Linked DNA regions of Mus musculus: regions 1 and 3 are each linked to region 2. The links are chromatin loops, found by intact Hi-C in ENCODE. Cell type or tissue: heart. All regions are shown on one strand.

The links. A loop is a pair of places that touch in the nucleus more often than their neighbours do. Peaks named below come from ENCODE experiments on the same cell type or tissue, not always from the same donor. Only the 100,000 strongest peaks of a DNase experiment are listed, where the experiment ranks them.
Region 1: a loop joins it to region 2, with 7 times the contacts of the local background. A loop is called at or near these places in 3 of 42 quality-filtered maps.
Region 3: it touches region 2 in a loop (15-fold over the local background); 14 of 42 quality-filtered maps call a loop at or near these places.

What each region holds. Positions count from the first base shown.
Region 1 is chr4:3,571,570-3,579,569 of GRCm38, forward strand. It overlaps Tmem68 (transmembrane protein 68), which reads right to left and starts at 3,284. Exons shown (of 8, transcript NM_028097.4): 1 at 3,135-3,284. It overlaps Tgs1 (trimethylguanosine synthase 1), which reads left to right and starts at 3,310. Exons shown (of 13, transcript NM_054089.4): 1 at 3,310-3,560. The coding sequence starts at 3,457. In heart, no CTCF peak of the experiment used is centred here; a DNase peak (open chromatin) is centred at 3,282; H3K4me3 peaks cover 2,683 bases; H3K27ac peaks cover 1,365 bases.
Region 2 is chr4:3,499,826-3,507,825 of GRCm38, forward strand. It overlaps the pseudogene Gm11787. Among named protein-coding and RNA genes, the nearest start is that of Mir3471-2, 33 kb to the right of the region's middle. In heart, a CTCF peak has its summit at 4,314 (motif pointing left); no DNase peak of the experiment used is centred here.
Region 3 is chr4:3,746,538-3,754,537 of GRCm38, forward strand. It overlaps Lyn (LYN proto-oncogene, Src family tyrosine kinase), which reads left to right. Exons shown (of 13, transcript NM_001111096.1): 7 at 174-323; 8 at 2,124-2,276. Among named protein-coding and RNA genes, the nearest start is that of 6330407A03Rik, 36 kb to the left of the region's middle. In heart, no CTCF peak of the experiment used is centred here; a DNase peak (open chromatin) is centred at 4,634.

The DNA of each region.
Region 1 (8,000 bases), 72 kb after region 2:
TATAGCAATATTTACTGCCTTTAGAGGCCAGACAGACAGCTTCTGAAGAAGCTAAACATGTTACTATATTACCCAACAAATCTACTACTACATATATTCCCAAGAAGACTAAAGACATACCATTCACACCAAAACTTGTGCATTAGTAGCAGAATCATTCATAATAGTTGAAAAGTAGATTAAGATGCCCACCAACTGATGAGTGGATACAAATGATATAGCCATATAATACAGCACCACTCAGTCAAGAGAGCAGAGACCTGCTGCAACATGAGTGAACAATTAAAAACAAACAAAATGACAAATGGCCAGGCAGTTTGTGTCCACTGATATGTCATACCCAAAACAAGGTAATTTGAAAAGTTAGTGGTTGCCAGAGCTGGGGAATGTCAAAGAGATAACGAAATACCCTAGAATTAGAGAGTAAGGATGACGGAACCCACTAATCTACACAGTATAAAATGGTACATATTATTGTGAACTGTACCTCAAAAATTGTTTTTGTATTTAACACTGCTAATAAACAAAATGTTTAAACTTTCATATAGGTTAAAGGAAATTGCTTAGGCCCAATTAACAGTTTGAAACTTTGGCTGTTTTTGTTTAAGGCACTGACTCCAATAGACTTGTTTACATTTTAATAAGGTTTTGGGGTTTTTTTTGGTTTTTTTGTTTGTTTTTTTGTTTTGTTTTGAGACAGGGTTTCTCTGTATAGCCCTGGCTGACCTGGAACTCACTTTGTAGACCAGGCTGGCCTAGAACTCAAAAATCCGCCTACCTCTGCCTCCCAAGTGCTGGGATTAAAGGCGTGTGCCACCACCACCCGGCTAATAAGTTTTAGCATCTTGTGACTTTATAGCTTTATTTAGTACCTCCTTAGAAAACTTATTAATAGAATTATAGTAGTCTCCTTTAACCACAAAGTGTACATTCTAGGACTCAGGTAGATACCTAAAACTAAGAATAGGACCAAGTTCTATATAGGTTAAGTAACCACTGTCAACCCCAAAACCCAAGCTGCTCCAAAACTGAAAAATCTGAATGCCATCAAGTAGAAAATTCTACACTAGAAAATTCACAACCTCATAGAGTAAGCCTCAGTGAAAACTGCAGGTATATACATATGTGTGTGTATGTGTACATATGTATATATATGTGTATATATATGTAATGTATATAGATATATATTACCTCCAGCTATGAGCACAGTGTACATTCAAAACCTAAGCGAGATGAAGAATATCTTTAACAAAGAAAAAGAATGATCTCTACAACAAAAGTTATAAAAAACAAGGCCAAAATATTAAGAAGATATAAAAAATGAAAACATTCCATGTTCTTGTTTTGGAGAAATTAATGTTGTTAAGATGTGCATACTAGTCAAAACGGTATTTGGATTCAGCAAAATTCTAATAAAAAAATCAGACATTTCACAGAAATAGAAAAATACATTCATAGAACTAGAACAATCCCCAAACTCACATGGAGACACAAAAGACGAAATGTCCAAAGCAACCCCGAGCCCTAGAATAATGCTGAAGGCATTACCATACCCACCTTCAATGTAACCAGAACATGGAACTGTCATGAAGACATGTAGACCAAGGAAACCAAACAGAATATAAAAATAAACCCACGCTCTTGCCACCAATTTCTTTTAAACAAAGGCAGCAATGTTATTTTGCCCTTTAAAGTATTAAAAGAAAATATAGGGGAAACTATGCCCTCCAAAGAACAGACATCCAAAGCAAAAAAAACAAAAAAAAAACAAAAACAAAAAACAAAAAACAAAAAACAAAAAAAAAAACTATTAGTTGAACAGTAGATTTATTTCTAGAGTCAAAAGATTTATTTCTAAGTAGTCAAAAAACCCAAATAATCCCATTAAAAGGGGGGCTTGAATAGTCACTGGCTATCAAACATATGAAGAATAGATAGCAACACTGTTGTTGCTACTCTTGACTGTCAGCTTATGGGTTTAGAACCACCTAAGAGACAAACCTCTGAGAATGTCTGTGAGGTTGTTTGGTTGGTTTTGCTGTTGTTAATGGAGGTGGGAAGTCTCACACTAACTCTGGGTGGTGCCATATCAGTCTCTCATACAAGGAAGTTAATCTCAAAGATTAACAGCGAGTCAGGACAAGTGCAGGGAAGTATATAGACATGGTGATTTAGTGGGTGTGGAGCATAGCCAAAAGGAAGACTTAACTTTTAAAGCACAGTAGGAAAACTGGATTACAAAGTGAGTATCCAAAAACAGCTAAGAGAGAACAGTTTGAATGCCCCAACACAAAGAAACAGTGTCTGAGGTGAGAAATATATCGTTTCCCCGGATCTTCTCATGAATGTATCTTCTCATGATCTTCTACATGCACTGAAATGCTGCCCCGTGACCCAGAAATATGTAAAATTATTACATGCCATTGGCTTTTTAAAGAATTTTAAAATGTTTTTTTTTAATCACCTGACCCTGTGGGGAGGATGCATGAGTGAGCATGTGAAGGCGGAGGACAACTTTCATGCACCCGTGAATGTTTTGTCCCTTTAACCAACTCGAATAACCAATAAGCCTTCTCCTCACACCCATGTGTCACTTATCAATAAAAAGAAAACAAACAACAAAAACCCCTTGAGTTCAAGCTTCTTTCTCCGGGTTCTGATGTACATTACCTTGCAAAGATTTTGTTTTTCAATATAAAAATGCTCTTCTACTTTTGGTTAAAGTCCCCTACTCTTTTAATGACTACTCTTCTACTGCATCATAGTCTAACTCTAGTCACTCTCTCCAATAATGCTGTAAGACATTTAGTTATTTTTGAGACAGCATCTGTGTGGACCTGACTTGCTCTGCAGACTAAGCTGGCCTTGATCTCAGAGAGATCTGTCTGCTTCTGCCTCCCAAGTCTGAGATTAAAGGTGTATACCACCATGCCTATCTATAATTCACATCTAGACTGGTATATTGAATTTAGGAGTTATGAAAGGAAGGAATACTGCAGTTGTAGATATACTGCACGGCGCAGGCGCAGAGGCCGGGAACTAGTCCGGCTTTCCGCTCCGGGCCCCGCGACCAGGACACCACGCCTGCTACCGGCTAGAACAGCATGGAGAAGTCCATGGGGAGCTCGACGCACCTGACAAGAAAGTCACAGGAAATCGGCGACCTCGGCAGCTGGTCGGCGGCAGAGCCGGGAGAAGCAGACACGCGGGTAGTGCCGGTTTCCTTTAACTGCCTGAGAGGAAGAAGGCCGAGCCACATTGGGTGTAGGACCGTCGGTCGCCCCGCCCCTTCCGGTAGCTGCTGTCGCTGCTTCCGGTAGCGCGGCTGGCTGGCTCCCGGCTCGAGCGTCCCCAGGCGCGTTCCGCTCCTCTGCCCGCGCGAGTTACGCCTTTCTGTCTTCAGCAACAGCGCCCGGCCCAGTCGCGGACAACACCAGAGCGAGCCCGGATAACGAAATGTGTTGCGAGAAGTGGAACCATGTGGCCGAAATGCTGCTCTTCATTGAAGACCGCGAGGAGGAGTACAAGATCCTTTGCCTCTGCTCCCGGGCATTTGTGGAGTAAGTCGCGACGGTCCTCTCTCACTTTCTGTCCTTGCTCAGGAATGGGGGTGTCGCAGAGTTAGAGAGAGGCTTTCCAGAAAGCCACATGACCTGATGTCTAAGAAACTCGAAACCCCGCGGGCATGAAGGAATGTTCTACTGCAATTACTAAAGGGAAGATTAATATAATTTTGATTTTTTTTTAAATGTGGTACCTTATATGTGTCATTTCGGGTTTCCATAAATGAAGGGCCAATCTCAACATTGGTTGAGTCGGGCGAGATGGCCCAGGTATTGGCCATGCAGAAGGATAGCAAATTCAAGACCATCCTGAGCTATACCAGTAAGATGGAGTGTGAAGTGTAAACTAATACAAATAGATTGATGAGATGAAGGATCAAATTAGAGCTCTATTTGCAAACTGTAAAATCCTTTCCAACAAAAATTTATGTATCTGAAACGTCTAATTATTTGAGATAAAAGTGTTAACTGTTTATGGCAGTTTTAGAGACATCTCTGGGGGAAATGTTGGTTTCATGTTTAAAATTGCCAGAATAGAAAGTACCTTCTGGTGGGAAAAGCATTGACAAATTTTAAATTTGAAGGTACTCATTTTCATTATGTACTTGAGGGAAGATATCTGAAAGTTTCCTCAAAAAAGAAATATAACACCATGTTAAATTTAACATTTAAAAAATGTACTAGGCTCATTTGCACAGGTCCTGCTGGTTCAGAGTTGAACAGTCTTCTAGTGGGGGAGTGAGGATGATTATAAGACCGAAAAGAAGACTCAGAGACAAAGGTTAGAAATCCGGAGGGCTGCAGGCCTGAACCACACTGGCCCCAAATGTATTTCTCATAACCTTAATACACTTTACAGTATCATGGGAAACAAAGTCACAAACTAGCACAGACAATGGCTGACAGAGAATGGATATCTGTTCCCATCCGGAGGCCTCCCTGTTCCTTCCACAAAGATTAATCGAACGTTCAGCCTCTCTCCTTGAGCCTCAGTTGTAGCTTTTTGTTCCATGCCGTTGGCAGGCCAGGAAATCTGTCAGCCTGACCTGCCTTGACTCCGCCTAACAGACAGGCTTTTACAGAAGCAGACAAAAATGACTCCCAACGCTCAGGTGTACATTTAATTCAGTAAAGTTCTTTTTTATGCTCCTATTAGATGCTGGTAGGTAATGGAATATAAGATGGGACCAGGCTGCGCTGAATTCACTTTCTAAGCAAAAGAGATCAATATTGCACTAAGGTAGCGGTTTGCACAATTACTCAGTTAACTCAACTGGATAAGAGACATGTCTGTGGTGCTTTGATAGCAATCTGGCAGGATGGACAGTGAAAAATATGAAGCCTTGGGAGAGGAAAGGAACTCCTCCATTTAGAGTCTTCTTGAAGTGCCTTTTTGGCAGAAAGTCGAGAAAACCAGTATCCTTAACAGAATTTTATGTAAAAATGGCCTGAGTGAAAACATTACTTTTATGTAAAAATAGTTTGAGTAAGTATTAAAATAGGCTGGTGTGAATACTCACGCCTTTAATCCCAGCACTCAGGAAGGGGGAGGCAGAGGCAGGCTGATCTCTTGAGATCGAGGCCAGCCTGGTCTTCAGATAGGTTTTAGCACAGTCAGGGTTCTGTTACACAAAGAAAGCCTATCTCAAGAAGAAGAAAAAAAGAAAAAGAAAAAAAGGAAAGGAAGAAAAGTTGGACTGCAGCAGTGAGGTGGCTCAATGAGTAAAGGCATTTACCACCAATACTGAGGACCTGGGCTTGATCCTCAGGGTCCACGTGGTGCAAATAGAGACCCAACCCTAAAGACTTTAAGACATGGTCTTACCAAGTGACTGAGTGACTGGCTGGCCCAAAACTCACTACGTAAACCAGTATAATTTCAAACTCACAGAGCTTTGCCTGTCTTTGGCTCCCAACACTAGGATTAAAGGTGTGTGCCACCACATTCTGCCATATGTATGTATGTATGTATATATGTATGTATCTATGTATATGTTCTGTTTTGTTTTTTTAGAGACTGCTAAAATAACAATTAACCCATGCTTAAACATAAACTTTTGTGGTCTTACTTACTAGTTTATAGATGTGAACCTGAAATTTTCTGGAAATGGCTCTAAGACTAACGTTTGTTCACAGTAAAAACATCTTAATTTCTCATTATCAGTTATAATCCTATTTATCATCAGGGGCTTCTCTGTAATCTTACATGAACTTCTTATTGACCCACTGAGATAGAGCTTCAGAAGCCACCAGAAACATGGCTGATGAGTAAACTGAGCCAAACATGGGCTCAGGTCTGTATACACTTGGTTCCCATTAGTGGCACTGTTTGGGAAGGAGGTAAACCTTTGCTGGAGGAAGTAGATAGCTTGGGCAGTCTTTGAGAGTTCATAGTGTTGCCCACTTCTAGTTTGCATTCTCTCTGCTTCATGTTTTCAGTTGAAGATGTGCTCTCTCAGCTTCTTCTTCCAGTTGCCAGCTGCCATGTCTCCCTGCCATTATAGACTCTTCTCTGGAACTGTAAGCCAAAATAATGTCTTCCATAGTTGCTCTCTCTCCATCACGGTGTTTTATCACAACAGAAAGTAATTAGGACAGAAGTTGGTACCAGAAAATGGGCTGTTGCTGTGAAGAACCTGGCCATGTTGGGGTTTTGGGTTGTTTGTTTATTTGTTTTTGTGGTGGGTTTTTGGAGGAATGTGGAAGACTTTGTACTAGAAAAGAAGTTGGATGCTATAAGCAGAGCTTAATAGGCCATTCTAGTTAGAACCTGATAGGCATTAGTGTTGAGAATAAGATAGATTGTAGAGTCCCAGCTCAAGAGGGAATCAAGATTTTCATACTAACTTATCCATTCCTGTGCTGTTTTGGCAAAATCTGGCTGTTTTCTGTCCAAGTCCTGAGAACTTGCCTGAGGCTAAAGTATTGAATTTGTTTCTTTCAGAGAGAAACTACCAGCAATGACTTTTTCAGCCTTTGTGTAGGGGTTGCATCTGTGTAACATGTTGCTTGGTCTCCCTCAGAGACCTCTGAAAAGATTCAGGAAGAATCCAGAACCCTTCACTCTTGACTTAATAGCTAGTACTACATAGAAAACACTGCAAATTTGGCAGTGAAATTGAAATTAAAAGTCCAGCCTTATGACATAGAGCTACAGAATTTGGTCTTGCTTTGGTCCAACATGTCCTCACAGTGCCCCCATTTTTCTTTCTGTAACATTGTATATTGAAGTATATAATTTGGTTTTTGATTTTCCCGGGGGTAATGGTTAAGTGAATCTTCTAGAGTTTCAAAAATCTAAAATGTGAACTATAAATTCAAAAGCTAAACTTCAGTTTCTACTGAATGTGGATATTCATTGTATGTCACTCTAAAATTGGACCACAGTTATAAATTAAGGACAATCCAGGCTTCTGTACAATCCTATATATTTTGACCCCCTGCTTACTTCACTGACTGTCTTCTTAGTCTTTTCCTTCAGTTTCATAGGCTTTAACTGCCTCTAGACTTTACACAGAGCTTGGGTTACTAGGAATGCTTTTTCCCATTCACACCTACCTGTTTGTTTCTTTTAGACCTGTTTCCAAGGCCATTTCTCCAAAAAACCTCTGTCTATAGAGAAAGGTTCTGTCAGTCATAGTGGGGCAGAAAGTGCAGAAATAACTGTGCTGTCACCTACAGCACCCTCGGAGGACTTCTTAGAGACAGCTACTTAAATGAAGACAGAATGTTTAACCTCACAGCAGAAAAGACTCTAGGAAGCTGAGGTTTTGAACACAGAGGTAAGCATGAATGTTGATAGAAAGAAGAATGCATATAAAAAGGAAACACCCCTAAAGGTCTGAGCTTCTCAAAAGTATCCTTGTGTCTTTCACGTTAGCTGTATTAGTTGTTGCTGTGACAAAGGGCTATGACCAAAAAGCAACTTATGCAAGAGTTTATTTTGACTTTTCCAAAGGAAGAGTCCATGTCAGGAGGCATGCCAACAGACAACTGCAGCAGAAAGCTGAAAGTACAGACTGGAAGTGGGCAAGGCTGTGAACTCTCAAATCCTGCCGCAGTAATGTGCCTTCTCCAAGAAGGATACACCACCTTCCTAAACAGTGCTGCCAACAATAGGACCAAGTGTTTAAATACCTGAGGCTATAAAGTGGACACTTAACATTCAGACCACCACTTTGTGTTGTCTGTAGGCTCATTGCCTCTGTATGGGTGTGGGTACATACAATCATGTGTCCATAAGGAGGCCAGAGGACAATGCCTAATGCTTTCTTCTTTTCCTCTTTGCCTTATTCCTGTCAGGCAGGGTCTGTCACTGAAATTCACAGCTTTCTATTTGAGATAGACTGGCTGGCCAGCAAGCTCCTAGGTTCTGCCTGTGTCTTGGCAAACACAGGCATGCACAGCAAAGGTTCTTACCCATGAAGGGATCTCTTC
Region 2 (8,000 bases):
CTGGTAGTACCCTAATGATCTGCTGGGGTGTCACCTGGTGTGACAGGCCTTTGCAGCCACCAGAGAGTGGCCTGGGAGTGGATAGACCCCTTCATAGGCTAGTGAATCAGCTGTGGTAAGCAGCAGACTCAAACAAGAGTGGCTTCCGGGTAACAGCATTTGGGCTTCTACATAGTTTTATTTATCTTTTCCGTTTTTATTAAAATTAACAATGAATATGCATATTCTCACAAAAGGAAGTATTATTACTATTTTAAAAGTATTTTCAAAAGGAGCAGGAAAAAAAGCATTAATTTCTATGAGTACCCTTAGCTGGTGATTTTCTTCTGACCATTAAGAATGAGTTCTCCGGGTGGGAGTGTAGCTCAGTGGTCGTGTCTAATGCCCATATGTGACGACCTGTGTTCCATCCCCAGCCTTGCAAAGAAAGGAAGGGGAGGAGAAGGAGAGGAAGCGGGGGAGAGAGAGGAGGCAGAGGCTGATCTCTATTAAAATATTTCCTTTTTATTATACTACATGACACTTTATAGTGTAATAAGATCAACAAGTGTAATTAAGACTATGTAGAAGAAACAAGAAGAATGTAGTGGAAATAAGTTTTAAACTAACTGAAGACAGTGATAGGAAAGGTAACAAAAGCTACCTCCGAAACATCACAGAGTGCTAAAGAAATTGTGTTGATTTGCCATTTTAATGTGAAAATGGTGCCTTGTTATGTACCTTAAGAGCAGTTTTATTGATCCCATTAATTAGCCTTTTAAATTATATTTGAGGGGCTCAGAGGTAATGAACACCTGTTGTTTTTGCACAGGACCCAAGTTTGATTTCCAGCACCCACATGGAAGGTCACAACCATTCACTCAAGTTCCAGGGGATCCAATGCTGTCTCATGATCTCTGGGAGCATGAAGTCTGCATACAGAACACATATATACACGTAGGCCAAACATTCACGCATTAAATATAACAAATAAATATATAAAAAATAAATTACACTGAATCACAGGTTCCATTATGAAATTTTTGTTAATTTATACAGAAGTTCTCAGTTATACGATATTATCAGTTATACTGGTAGCAAAACGTAAGAAAATACACGCTTAGAAGTATGAAGACCTGAGTTTGGAACCCTATCACCCGTTTAAAAGCTAGGCAGAGCCCTGTAACTCCAGTGCTGATGGGACAGAGATAGGATTCCTAGAGCTCACTGGTCAGTTAGTTAGACTAGTTTAACGTGCAGTAATTCCCCTGACTCAATAAATAAGGTGGAGAGCAACGAGGAAGATTCCCAGTATCAACATCTGAACCCCCCCCCACACACACACACACACAGAGAGAGAGGGAGAGGCAGAGCATGAGAATAGTTTCCATGACTTAAACAACTGACAAGGCACTAGTATCTCGAATCTGTGATTCCCACGAGTCAGTTAAGTAGCAAAGCAGTAAGTGCTTGGGTGCACCTTACAGTGGCTCGGATAACAAAAGGAAATCCATTGTATTAGTAATCAGAGAAATGCAAAAGAAACCCTCCAAATCAGCCCGCCTGACCCAAATCAAACAGTGTGACAATGACTGTAGGTAAGTTCTGGGGAGTGAGTGAGGGATGGCATGGCAGCTCCCTCAGTCCCTGCCTTTGCTATTTTTCCAGGTACTACTGAATGCTAACAGCAGAGCTTTGTGATGAAATCCCAAAGGTTGATGGAGTAGCCTCCTTCTGAGTCACCACAGGGGGTGCTACACTGGACCCATGCTGTTGGCACAAGTCCTCTGCTCAGGAGAAGGCCTATTGTATATTGCTAGGAACAGGTGGAACTGAGCCCTGTGGACAGTATTCATAGAGCAATGATTCATAAGTGATCTTCCCTACATAATTCATAGGGATTGGTCCAGCTCTATTGTCCACAGGGGATTGATCTCGGTCCCTGGAGCATATGAAAATCCAAGGATGTCTTTCACATAAAATGGCACAGTATTTGCATCCAACCTGTGCACATTTCATGGATACTTTAAATCACCTCTAGGTAACTTAAGATGCCTTGTAGAATGCAAATGCTATGTACATAGTTGTTAGACTGTAATTATTACGTATAAAGAAAAAAAACTGTACCTATTCAATGTAAGTGCAACCCTCTCCCCAAATATTTTCTGTCCAACATTGATTGACCCCACACATATGGAGGCCTGACTGGCAAATCCATCACTCCTAGAAAAACAAAAATTCGTGCACACTTGCACCACCAAAACCGCAATAAGATCAGTGTTCACAGTGGCCACAACCCAGACTCACTCTGACTTCACCAGTGAATGTAGAAATGAATGAAGAAAATTCTATATTTGTTGCATCATATACAAACAACACTATACAGCAACGAAGATGCATTAAATGTTCTGGCACCCCAAAACATGGACAAATTCCTTAAAGTGTCTAATAAAAGAGACAAGAAATAAGAGAATACATTCAGCATAACCCATTAATATTAAGCCCAGACAAAGCTGGACTATTCTGTTTGATACATGCTGTACCATACATAAAAGTAGTCAGAGTATATATAAAAGACACTGCAGTACTGCCTGCATGCACAAGTTCTACTTCCAGAACCCTAGGGGGAAAGTCAGGGAATTATGACAAAGGTCAGAACAGCAGCTGTTTGGGGGCAGGTGAGGCTGTGGTAGAGAAGGGACAAGAGGATCTCTAGGATCTGACAAGTTTCTTCTGTGGACTCTGTAATTACTTTTTACTATCCTTGCCATAGCTTTTCTGTGGACTTGTTACATCCTCTAGAATCAAAGTTAAAGAAACAAAGTCACTCCCACTCATCAACCCGAGAACAATGGAGCCAGGAAACTGTTACATCCTTTGAAATGATGAAAAATATGCTTTCCAGAGGCAGAGCAAAAGTTGCCAGGAAATACTGCAGCTGCTAAAGGCATTGAAAATGCTGATAAGGAATTTGGATTCAGCCATGACTTAACAGCTGTGTCTGCAGCTCCAGAACACCAGCAGACCCCACCAAAAGCCAGTCATTTGAAGGTTCCATTAGAGTCACAGGCATTTGTATTGTTGCTCTAGATAGATTAAAAAAAAAAAAGGCAGGATAATAAAGGACTTCTGTGGAGTGACACTTTGTCACAAAGAAAGAAAACCTTAACTTGAGAAAGTTTCAATCCTAGCAATTCCTGGCTTGCTAAAAGGTATACATATACCAAGGGATGGAGAGTTACCTCAGAAAAACTTAATTGATTTGGGAAGTTGGCTGATGACTAGTTTTCACTAAATTGCCTCTAAATAAGAATGTATCAGCTTGAGAGATGATTTAGGGGGTCAGGGCCCTGACTGCTCTCCTAGAGCCATAGGGTCTGTTCTCAGCACCCACATGGCAGATCACAACCATCTGTAACTCCAATTCCATGGGCTACAAGCTCTTTTCTGGCATATGCATAGTGAACATACATGCACACAGTGAGCACTCACAAACAAAAATAAAAGCAAATCAATCTCTTAAAAAAATTAAAAAGACAGGCAGTGGTAGTGTGTGCCTTTAATCCCAGTGCTTAGGAGGCAAAGGTAGGTGGAGTTCTGATTTCAAGGCCAGCCTGGCCTGCATAGTGTGTTCCAGGACAGCCAGGCCTACATAGTAAGACCTGTCTCAGAAAACCAACCAACCAAAGTTTTTTTTTTTAAGATTTATTTATTTATTTATTTATTTATTTATTTATTATAGTAAGTACACTGTATCTGTCTTCAGACACTCCAGAAGAGGGTGTCAGATCTCATTATGGATGGTTGTGAGCCACTATGTGGTTGCTGGGATTTGAACTCAGGACCTTTGGAAGAGCAGTCAGTGATCTTAACTGCTGAGCCATCTCTCCAGCCCCCCAAATCAAAGAGTGAATCAAACAAAACTCAATTTAAAATTTTCATTTCTTAAAATAAAGCCTCCCAGAGACCAAGCTCTAAGAAGTCTCTTCCTCTCCGCCCTCCCTGTCCAGTCAGATCTCTGGGTATATTAACAACACAGAGGGGAAACAAGGCACCCACAGCAGATGCACATATCACACAAACAAGAGGAAACAGCTTGAGGCAGACACAACTTTTGCTTTTTATCCTAACAGCCTACTTCCTGCAAAGGACAGGTTACAGCTGAGAATCTCTTCCCTAGTTCCCATGTTCCTTGAAGATGAAAAACTAAACCTGGGGGCTGGAGAGATGGCTCAGTTGTTAAGAGCACTTGTTGTTCTTCCAGAGGTCCCATACTCAGCACTGACAGGCGCTCACAACCATCTGTAAGTCCTGCTGAGGTGGTAGGGGTGGGAATCCAGTGCCCTCTTCTGACCTTCTTAAGTATCAGACATTCAAATGTTCCACAGACATACATGTAAGGAAACATTCATAAAAGTAAACAATTCAAAGAGTTTTTTTAAAAACAAAACCATCCAACGATATCTGGGCAACTTTATAGTCTCGCTGAGAGACAGGCTCAGATGGGTGGATGGAGGTGTGAAGATGCCCAGAGGGGTGAGGCAGGGCACCTCTGACGGCTGACACTCACAGCACCTGCACCCACTCACTCTTCTTTTGGCTTTGCTCCCAGTGCTTGCTACCTGCTAAAGTTCAGCAGGATGAAATCTTCCAGGCACTACGGTGATGCCAAACTCACATTCAGGTCATATTTTCTTTCTTGTTCTTCCTCCCCTGCCCTTTCCTCTCATTCTCTCCCTCCCTCTCTTGAAAACATAATTTATAAACAACTAGGCTTCATGGTGGCTCCTAGCACCTAGGAGACCTAGGCAGGGGGATTGATATGAGCTCAAGCTCAGCTTGGGCTATGTAGTGGGTTCTGGACAAGGCAGGGATAGACAGCAAGACTGTCTCACAGATGAATGAATGAATGAATGAATGAATGAGTGAGTGAAACTATTGATGCCAATATTTTAGTAGTGATATTTTGCAAGAATTTCATGAGATATTATGCAGGACTGGATAAGTGGTACCCGGAAGCTCACAATATTGTTTATTTCACATACAAGCTAGCATTGTTGAAACAGAACTCATATGTCATGCTATTTGTCCATTTCAGGCATACAATTAGTCATAGTTGTGAAGTTGTTACTATAAGCTACTTTGAAACATTTCCATTAATTCTTAAAGAGTTCCCTCAGCAGCCAGGAACCTACTTTGCCTGTTGTGGGCATTTCACATTCTATGAGTACATGGAATGATACCCCACCCCCAAGCCCTGTGACCAGCTCCTTCCAAGGGATCATTTACGTTACACGAATACCAGTTTTTATTCTATGGCTATAACAATTGTTGCTTATACATTATTTCTTTGGTAAAGATTCAGGTTGCTTTTCCTTTTGTTTTTAAGACAGTTTTGCCATGCAGCACAGGCTGGCCTCAAATTTAAAGGTCTCCTGCTTTATTCTCATAAATGCTGGGATTCTACAGCATTTTCCTGCTATTATGAGTAATGCAGTCATGAGTGTTCCTGTTCAGGCTTTTGTGGGGCATATTTCTTTACTTCTGTTCTCTCTCCCCCTCCCTCCCTCCCTTCTCCCTTCCCTCCCTCCATTCCTTCCTTCTTCCCTTCCTTCCCACCCCCTCTCCTTCTCTTTCTTAATTGAACTTGTTTCTTAACTTTATTGCTATTTTACTTTGACCTGGCATTTCTCTCCTTTTTTTTTTTAATGTTATTTTATGTGTCTGGGTGTTTGTCCAGTATGTATATCTATACATAATTTCATGACTGGTACCAAGGAGGCCAGAATGAAGGCATCAGATTCCCTGGAACTGCAGTTACTGACAGCAGAGAGTTGCCCCATGTGCTAGGAGTTAATCCATGTCTGCTAGAAGAGTATGTAGTATTCTTTCATCTCTGATATTTCCATCTCTCCAGCCCCTTCTGTGTTCTTTCTTACAATCATATTGAATGCCAATTATCTCAAAATATATTTATAGAAACAAAAAAGGTCCTAAGCCTGAGTGTAGCTTTCACTGAGTTGAGATTCAAGTGTTTGCCCAGAGTGTCAGGATGAAAGATGGATGTGAGAGGAGAGAGGATTTGGGCAAGTACCCATGTTCCTATCCTGAAAGGAAGTATTGAGTTCCACATCTGTAAGCACTGAGCAAGCATCAAAGCAGACAAGGGTTTGGCCCAAGACAGGAAAGCAAGAAATTATGCTCCTGAGTGGCCCAGTGCCTGGCTCAGTGGTTGGCAGAGGCTAGAACCCTTTAGCATCCCCTCCAGAGTGGGACACTGTTGAACACTCACCCATCCAGACTTCCCCAAACTGCCCTGTGCCAAGCTTTTTCACCAACTTAATGGACTCCCGGGGGAACTCCCAGGCATCTTTATCCCATGGCTTCTGAGGTTTGGGACTGATGCATGGCTTCTCCAGTCTTCTGCATAGACCATCAGACTGCTCTAAGGTGAAAGGAAGAACAAATATTAAGGAACGCATGCTGGGCTGCAGAGATGCCTCACTAGGTAAGAAAGCTTGCTGCCAAGTCTTAATAACCTAGGTTCAATCCTGGATTCTCCAACATACACAAACAATAAATGTAAAAAGAAGGAAAAGGAGAAAGAAAGAAAAAGAAAAAAAAGAAGGAGAAAGGAAAAAAGTAATATAAGCAATATAGTCTGTAGTCATGGCAGATGGATGCCAGGGTCTCCTTAAATTCCAAAACCAAGTCCCTTATATAAAATAATGTAATACTTTGTATGCATACCTTATTTAAATCATACTTGGATTACTTATATTATCAAATACAATGTAAGTACCACGTTGTAACCCTGTATTGTTCAGGGAATGACAAGGAAGTCATCTGCATATGCTCAGACAGATACTTTTGAAGGCACTTGGCTGGCTGAGTTCTGATGAAGAACCAATATTGTACATTCTTTATTTTACAAGTGTCTATATAGGAAATCTTAAATAAGCCGTTATTTTTATAATGTCCAACCTGACACCATCTAAAATGCCAATGGGGATACCTTTCGCTTAATCACAACTTTAAAAATTACCAGAAGACAATTTGAAATATTTATTTTATTTATTAATGCTGCCAGCATACCAAAACAAAACCAGCAAAGACAGTGATGGACTGTCACACTTAGCAGAAGTTATTCTGATTCCTGTGTCCTCATAAGCTCAGTGGTACATGGCCAAGAATGTAGTTAGGCTACCCCAGTATTCAGAACAGACCCACAGGATTGCACCCCCTGCCCCTCCCCCAGCACCGCAGTCAGAGCATAAGTGAATGGAAGTGAGAGAGGAAGGGAGGACTGCACAAACCAGACCCTTGTACTCTCCACACTGCACATTGCTCCATGCTTTGGGGACTAAGTAAATCCTCAATGAGCTTTCTCGTAGAGCCACTTAGAACAGGCAGGAGGAACCAGCCACAGTAGCAGCTCCCGCATCCCAGAACAGCCAAAATGAATGCACCTAAGGCCACATAGGTGAGTTTCACCTGGCAGATACAGGTACTGGGCATGAGGCATTCACTTTCTACATTTAAATATTCCCATAGTGCTATGATATGCACAATTACCATGGGCACATAGTTTTACATACATGCATTACACTCAGAGACATGGATCTGTATATCTTGTACTTTGAATATTTACACACATTAAGAGTATGCATTGTGCAAAGATAATATAAACTTTCCTCTGCAGGAAGGAGGGAGCACTGGACATTAAGTAACTCACACCAAGCAAGAAGGCCCTGCCTACCACAGCAGCAATCTCACTGTGAATGTGGTGATAGCCCCCACTTACAGCGCTCTGCTCAATGTTTTCTATTTACCACGGTATGAAACTGTGCCTACACAACCAACCTGTGTTCATCCCCAGCCAAGTACTTGGCAGCTTGCATGAGCCACTAGCACACAGAGGTTATACAGGGGATAGACTCTGTCCAACTGTAGGGAAATGTAAGTACCTGAGCACACTCACTGATGGCTACATTAAGCTAGGGTGTTCAGAAGATAGGGCG
Region 3 (8,000 bases), 250 kb after region 2:
TGCTTCTGCCTCCCACGTGCCTGGGCTAAAATCATCACTGCACAAGGCTGCAGAGCTTTCATGTGATGAGGTTGTATTTGTATGTTTCATGGTAAAATGGTTATCACAGTGTGGTATAATGTAGACCTTATTAATAACATATAAACATGCCTTCTCTTAACTGTTTTCCACAGGAAGCTTCTCTCTTTCTGTCAGAGATTATGACCCTATGCATGGTGATGTCATTAAGCACTACAAAATTAGAAGTCTGGACAATGGTGGCTATTACATCTCTCCTCGCATCACTTTTCCCTGCATCAGTGACATGATTAAGCATTACCAAAGTAAGTCAAAACTGAAGGCCGGGAGAGGCAGATTATCTTTATAATGATTAGTGTAAAGTGGCAAATGCTACTTTATAGAAATTGTTTCCTTCAGGTAATGCCATGGGTAGTACTCTACAAGTAGTTCTAACTTAATGTAGATACTCCTTGACTTCCAGTGATCACGTGTTCTAATATGTCCATTGTGACTTGACATATTATAAGTTGAAAATACATTTCATTCGCCCTATCTTCTGAACACCCTAGCTTAATGTAGCCATCAGTGAGTGTGCTCAGGTACTTACATTTCCCTACAGTTGGACAGAGTCTATCCCCTGTATAACCTCTGTGTGCTAGTGGCTCATGCAAGCTGCCAAGTACTTGGCTGGGGATGAACACAGGTTGGTTGTGTAGGCACAGTTTCATACCGTGGTAAATAGAAAACATTGAGCAGAGCGCTGTAAGTGGGGGCTATCACCACATTCACAGTGAGATTGCTGCTGTGGTAGGCAGGGCCTTCTTTCTTGGTGTGAGTTACTTAATGTCTAGTGCTCCCTCCTTCCTGCAGAGGAAAGTTTATATTATCTTTGCACAATGCATACTCTTAATGTGTGTAAATATTCAAAGTACAAGATATACAGATCCATGTCTCTGAGTGTAATGCATGTATGTAAAACTATGTGCCCATGGTAATTGTGCATATCATAGCACTATGGGAATATTTAAATGTAGAAAGTGAATGCCTCGTGCCCAGTACCTGTATCTGCCAGGTGAAACTCACCTATGTGGCCTTAGGTGCATTCATTTTGGCTGTCCTGGGATGTGGGAGCTGCTACTGTGGCTGGTTCCTCCTGCCTGTTCTAAGTGGCTCTATGAGAAAGCTCATTGAGGATTTACTTAGTCCCCAAAGCATGGAGCAATGTGCAGTGTGGAGAGTACAAGGGTCTGGTTTGTGCAGTCCTCCCTTCCTCTCTCACTTCCATTCACTTATGCTCTGACTGCGGTGCTGGGGGGAGGGGCAGGGGGTGCAATCCTGTGGGTCTGTTCTGAATACTGGGGTAGCCTAACTACATTCTTGGCCATGTACCACTGAGCTTATGAGGACACAGGAATCAGAATAACTTCTGCTAAGTGTGACAGTCCATCACTGTCTTTGCTGGTTTTGTTTTGGTATGCTGGCAGCATTAATAAATAAAATAAATATTTCAAATTGTCTTCTGGTAATTTTTAAAGTTGTGATTAAGCGAAAGGTATCCCCATTGGCATTTTAGATGGTGTCAGGTTGGACATTATAAAAATAACGGCTTATTTAAGATTTCCTATATAGACACTTGTAAAATAAAGAATGTACAATATTGGTTCTTCATCAGAACTCAGCCAGCCAAGTGCCTTCAAAAGTATCTGTCTGAGCATATGCAGATGACTTCCTTGTCATTCCCTGAACAATACAGGGTTACAACGTGGTACTTACATTGTATTTGATAATATAAGTAATCCAAGTATGATTTAAATAAGGTGTGCACACAAAGTATTACATTATTTTATATAAGGGACTTGGCTTTGGAATTTAAGGAGACGCTGGCATCCATCTGCCATGACTACAGACTATATTGCTTATATTACTCTTTTTCCTTTCTCCTTCTTTTTTTTCTTTTTCTTTCTTTCTCCTTTTCCTTCTTTTTACATTTATTGTTTGTGTATGTTGGAGAATCCAGGATTGAACCTAGGTTATTAAGACTTGGCAGCAAGCTTTCTTACCTAGTGAGGCATCTCTGCAGCCCAGCATGCGTTCCTTAATATTTGTTCTTCCTTTCACCTTAGAGCAGTCTGATGGTCTATGCAGAAGACTGGAGAAGGCATGCATCAGTCCCAAACCTCAGAAGCCATGGGATAAAGATGCCTGGGAGATCCCCCGGGAGTCCATTAAGTTGGTGAAAAAGCTTGGCGCAGGGCAGTTTGGGGAAGTCTGGATGGGTGAGTGTTCAACAGTGTCCCACTCTGGAGGGGATGCTAAAGGGTTCTAGCCTCTGCCAACCACTGAACCAGGCCCTGGGCCACTCAGGAGCATAATTTCTTGCTTTCCTGCCTTGAGCCAAACTCTGTCTGCTTTGATGCTTGCTCAGTGCTGCATCAGATGTGGAACTCAATACTTCCTTTCAGGATAGGAACATGGGTATTTGCCCAAATCCTCTCTCCTCTCACATCCATCTCTCATCCTCACACTCTGGGCAAACACTTGAAGTCTCAACTCAGTGAAAGCTACACTCAGGCTTAGGACCTTTTTGTTTCTATAAATATTTTTTGAGATAATTGGCATTCAATATGATTGTAAGAAAGAACACAGAAGGGGCTGGAGAGATGGAAATATCAGAGGTGAAAGAACACTAAATACTCTTCTAGCAGACCTGGATTAACTCCTAGCACATGGGGCAACTCTCTGCTGTCAGTAACTGCAGTTCCAGGGAATCTGATGCCTTCATTCTGGTCTCCTTGGTACCAGTCATGCAATTATGTATAGATATACATACTGGCCAAACACCCAGACACATAAAATAACATTAAAAAAAAAGGAGAGAAATGCCAGATCAAAGTAAAATAGCAATAAAGTTAAGAAACAAGTTCAATTAACAAAGAGAAAGAGAGGGGGGTGGAAAGGAAGGGAGGAAGGAAGGGAGGAGGGAGGGAGAGAGAAAGAGAGAGAGAGAGAGAGAGGAACAGAAGTGAAGGAATATGCCCCACAAAAGCCTGAACAGGAACACTCATGACTGCATTTCTCATAATAGACAGGAAAATGGTGTAGAATCCCAGCATTTATGAGAATAAAGCAGGAGACCTTTAAATTTGAGGCCAGCCTGGGCTGCATGGCAAAACTGTCTGAAAAAAAACAAAACAAAACAAACAAACAAAAAAAAAAAACAAAAGGAAAGGCAACCCGAATCTTTACCAAAAAAATAATGTATAAGCAACAATTGTTATAGCCATAGAATAAAAACTGGTATTCATGTAATGTAGATGACCCCTCAGAAGGAGCTGGTCACATGGCTGGGGAGGGGTATCATTCCATGTACTCATAGAATGTGAAATGCCCAGAACAGGCAAAGTAGGTTCCTGGCTGCTGAGGGAACTCTTTAAGAATTAATGGAAATCTTTCAAAGTAGTTTATAGTAACAACTTCACAACTATGACTAATTGTATGCCTGAAATGGACAAATAGCATGACATATGAGTTCTGTTTCAACAATGCTAGCTTGTATGTGAAATAAACAATATTGTGAGCTTCCGGGTACCACTTATCCAGTCCTGAATAATATCTCATGAAATTCTTGCAAAATATCACTACTAAAATATTGACATCAATAGTTTCACTCATTCATTCATTCATTCATTCATCTGTGAGACAGTCTTGCTGTCTATCCCTGCCTTGTCCAGAATCCACTACATAGCCCAAGCTGAGCTTGAGCTCATATCAATCCCCCTGCCTAGGACTCCTAGGTGATAGGAGCCAAAATGAAGCCTAGTTGTTTATAAATTATGTTTTCAAGAGAGGGAGGGAGAGAATGAGAGGAAAGGGCAGGGGAGGAAGAACAAGAAAGAGAAAATATGACCTGAATGTGAGTTTGGCATCACCGCAGCACCTGGAAGATTTCATCCTGCTGAACTTTAGCAGGTAGCAAGCACTGGGAGCAAAGCCAAAAGAAGAGTGAGTGGGTGCAGGTGCTGTGAGTGTCAGCCGTCAGAGGTGCCCTGCCTCACCCCTCTGGGCATCTTCACACCTCCATCCACCCATCTGAGCCTGTCTCTCAGTGAGACTATAAAGTTGCCCAGATATCGTTGGTTGGTTTTGTTTTTTTTTTTTTTTAATTGTTTGAATTGTTTACTTGTATGAATGTTTCCTTACATGTATGTCTGTGGAACTTTTGAATGTCTGATACTTAAGAAGGTCAGAAGAGGGCACTGGATTTCCACCCCCACCACCTCAGCAGGACTAACAGATGGTTGTGAGTGCCTGTCAGTGCTGAGTATGGGACCTCTGGAAGAACAACAAGTGCTCTTAACTACTGGGCCATCTCTCCAGCCCCCAGGTTTAGTTTTTCATCCTCAAGGAACATGGGAAGTAGTTTTTCACATGGGTACAAAACAAAATCCAGCCAATTAAAATTATATCATTGTTAAGTGAGTAAATTATAACTTTTGTTAATCATAATGTGTTATTCACAGACTGCCTCTCACATTAGAAGATCTGAAACACAGGGAAGAGATTCTCAGCTGTAACCTGCCCTTTGCAGGAAGAAGGCTGTTGGGATAAAAAGCGAAAGTTGTCTCTGCCTCAAGCTGTTTCCTCTTGTTTGTGTGATATGTGCATCTGCTGTGGGTGCCTTGTTTCCCCTCTGTGTTGTTAATATTCCCAGAGATCTGACTGGACAGGGAGGAGGGAGAGGAAGAGACTTCCTAGAGCTTGGTCTCTGGGAGGCTTTATTTTAAGAAGTGAAAATTTTAAATTGAGTTTTGTTTGATTAACTCTTTGATTTGGGGGGCTGGAGAGATGGCTCAGCAGTTAAGATCACTGACTGCTCTTCCAAAGGTCCTGAGTTCAAATCCCAGCAACCACATAGTGGCTCACAACAATCCGTAACGAGATCTGACACCCTCTCCTGGAGTGTCTGAAGACAGATACAGTGTACTTACTATAATAAATAAATAAATAAATAAATAAATAAATAAATAAATAAATCTGTTTAAAAAAAAAAAAACTTTGGTTGGTTCGTTTTCTGAGACAGGTCTTACTATGTAGGCCTGGCTGTCTTGGAACTCACTATGCAGGCCAGGCTGGCCTTGAACCCAGAACTCCACCTACCTTTGCCTCCTAACCACTGGGATTAAAGGCACACACTACCACTGCCTGGCTGTCTTTTTTTTTTTTAAGAGATTGATTTGTTTTTATTTTTTGTTTATGAGTGCTCACTGTGTGCATGTATGTTCACTATGCATATGCCAGAAAAGAGCTTCTAGCCCATGGAATTGGAGTTACAGATGGTTGTGATCTGCCATGTGGGTGCTGAGAACAGACCCTATGGCTCTAGGAGAGCAGTCAGGGTCCTGACCCCCTAAATCATCTCTCAAGCTGATACATTCTTATTTAGAGGCAATTTAGTGAAAACTAGTCATCAGCCAACTTCCCAAATCAATTAAGTTTTTCTGAGGTAACTCTCCATCCCTTGGTATATGTATACCTTTTAGCAAGCCAGGAATTGCTAGAATTGAAACTTTCTCAAGTTAATGTTTTCTTTTGTTGTGACAAAGTGTCACTCCACAGAAGTTCTTTATTATCCTGCCTTTTTTTTAATCTATCTAGAGCAACAATACAAATGCCTGTGACTCTAATGGAACCTTCAAATGACTGGCTTTTGGTGGGGTCTGCTGGTGTTCTGGAGCTGCAGACACAGCTGTTAAGTCATGGCTGAATCCAAATTCCTTATCAGCATTTTCAATGCCTTTAGCAGCTGCAGTATTTCCTGGCAACTTTTGCTCTGCCTCTGGAAAGCATATTTTTCATCATTTCAAAGGATGTAACAGTTTCCTGGCTCCATTGTTCTCGGGTTGATGAGTGGGAGTGACTTTGTTTCTTTAACTTTGATTCTAGAGGATGTAACAAGTCCACAGAAAAGCTATGGCAAGGATAGTAAAAAGTAATTACAAAGTCCACAGAAGAAACTTGTCAGATCCTAGAGATCCTCTTGTCCCTTCTCTACCACAGCCTCACCTGCCCCCAAACAGCTGCTGTTCTGACCTTTGTCATAATTCCCTGACTTTCCCCCTAGGGTTCTGGAAGTAGAACGTGTGCATGCAGGCAGTACTGCAGTGCCTTTTATATATACTCTGACTACTTTTATGTATGGTACAGCATGTATCAAACAGAATAGTCCAGCTTTGTCTGGGCTTAATATTAATGGGTTATGCTGAATGTATTCCCTTATTTCTTGTCTCTTTTATTAGACACTTTAAGGAATTTGTCCATGTTTTGGGGTGCCAGAACATTTAATGCATCTTCGTTGCTGTATAGTGTTGTTTGTATATGATGCAACAAATATAGAATTTTCTTCATTCATTTCTACATTCACTGGTGAAGTCAGAGTGAGTCTGGGTTGTGGCCACTGTGAACATTGATCTTATTGCGGTTTTGGTGGTGCAAGTGTGCATGAATTTTTGTTTTTCTAGGAGTAATGGATTTTCCAGTCAGGCCTCCATATGTGTGGGGTCAGTCAATGTTGGACAGAAAATATTTGGGGTGAGGGTTGCACTTACATTGAATAGGTACAGTTTTTTTTCTTTATACGTAATAATTACAGTCTAACAACTATGTACATAGCATTTGCATTCTACAAGGCATCTTAAGTTACCTATGTGATTTAAAGTATCCAGGAAATGTGCACAGGTTGGATGCAAATACTGTGCCAATTTATGTGAAAGACATCCTTGGATTTTCATATGCTCCAGGGACCTAGATCAATCCCCTGTGGACAATAGAGCTGGACCAATCCCTATGAATTATGTAGGGAAGATCACTTATGAATCATTGCTCTATGAATACTATCCACAGGGCTCAGTTCCACCTGTTCCTAGCAATATACAATAGGCCTTCTCCTGAGCAGAGGACTTGTGCCAACCGCATGGGTCCAGTGTAGCACCCCCTGTGGTGACTCAGAAGGAGGCTACTCCATCAACCTTTGGGATTTCATCACAAAGCTCTGCTGTTAGCATTCAGTAGTACCTGGAAAAATAGCAAAGGCAGGGACTGAGGGAGCTGCCATGCCATCCCTCACTCACTCCCCAGAACTTACCTACAGTCATTGTCACACTGTTTGATTTGGGTCAGGCGGGCTGATTTGGAGGGTTTCTTTTGCATTTCTCTGATTACTAATACAATGGATTTCCTTTTGTTATCCGAGCCACTGTAAGGTGCACCCAAGCACTTACTGCTTTGCTACTTAACTGACTCGTGGGAATCACAGATTCGAGATACTAGTGCCTTGTCAGTTGTTTAAGTCATGGAAACTATTCTCATGCTCTGCCTCTCCCTCTCTGTGTGTGTGTGGGGGGGGGGGGGGGTTCAGATGTTGATACTGGGAATCTTCCTCGTCGCTCTCCACCTTATTTATTGAGTCAGGGGAATTACTGCACATTAAACTAGTCCAACTAACTGACCAGTGAGCTCTAGGAATCCTATCTCTGTCCCATCAGCACTGGAGTTACAGGGCTCTGCCTAGCTTTTAAACGGGTGATAGGGTTCCAAACTCAGGTCTTCATACTTCTAAGCATGTATTTTCTTACGTTTTGCTACCAGTATAACTGATAATATCGTATAACTGAGAACTTCTGTATAAATTAACAAAAATTTCATAATGGAACCTGTGATTCAGTGTAATTTATTTTTTATATATTTATTTGTTTCATTTAATGTGTGAATGTTTGGCCTACGTGTATATATGTGTTCTGTATGCAGACTTCATGCTCCCAGAGATCATGAGACAGCATTGGATCTCCTGGAACTTGAGTGGATGGTTGTGAGCTTCCATGTGGGTGCTGGAAATCAAACTTGGGTCGTGTGCAAAAACAACAGGTGTTCATTACCTCTGAGCCCCTCAAATATAATTTAAAAGGCTAATAATGAGATCAATAAAACTGCTCTTAAGGTACATA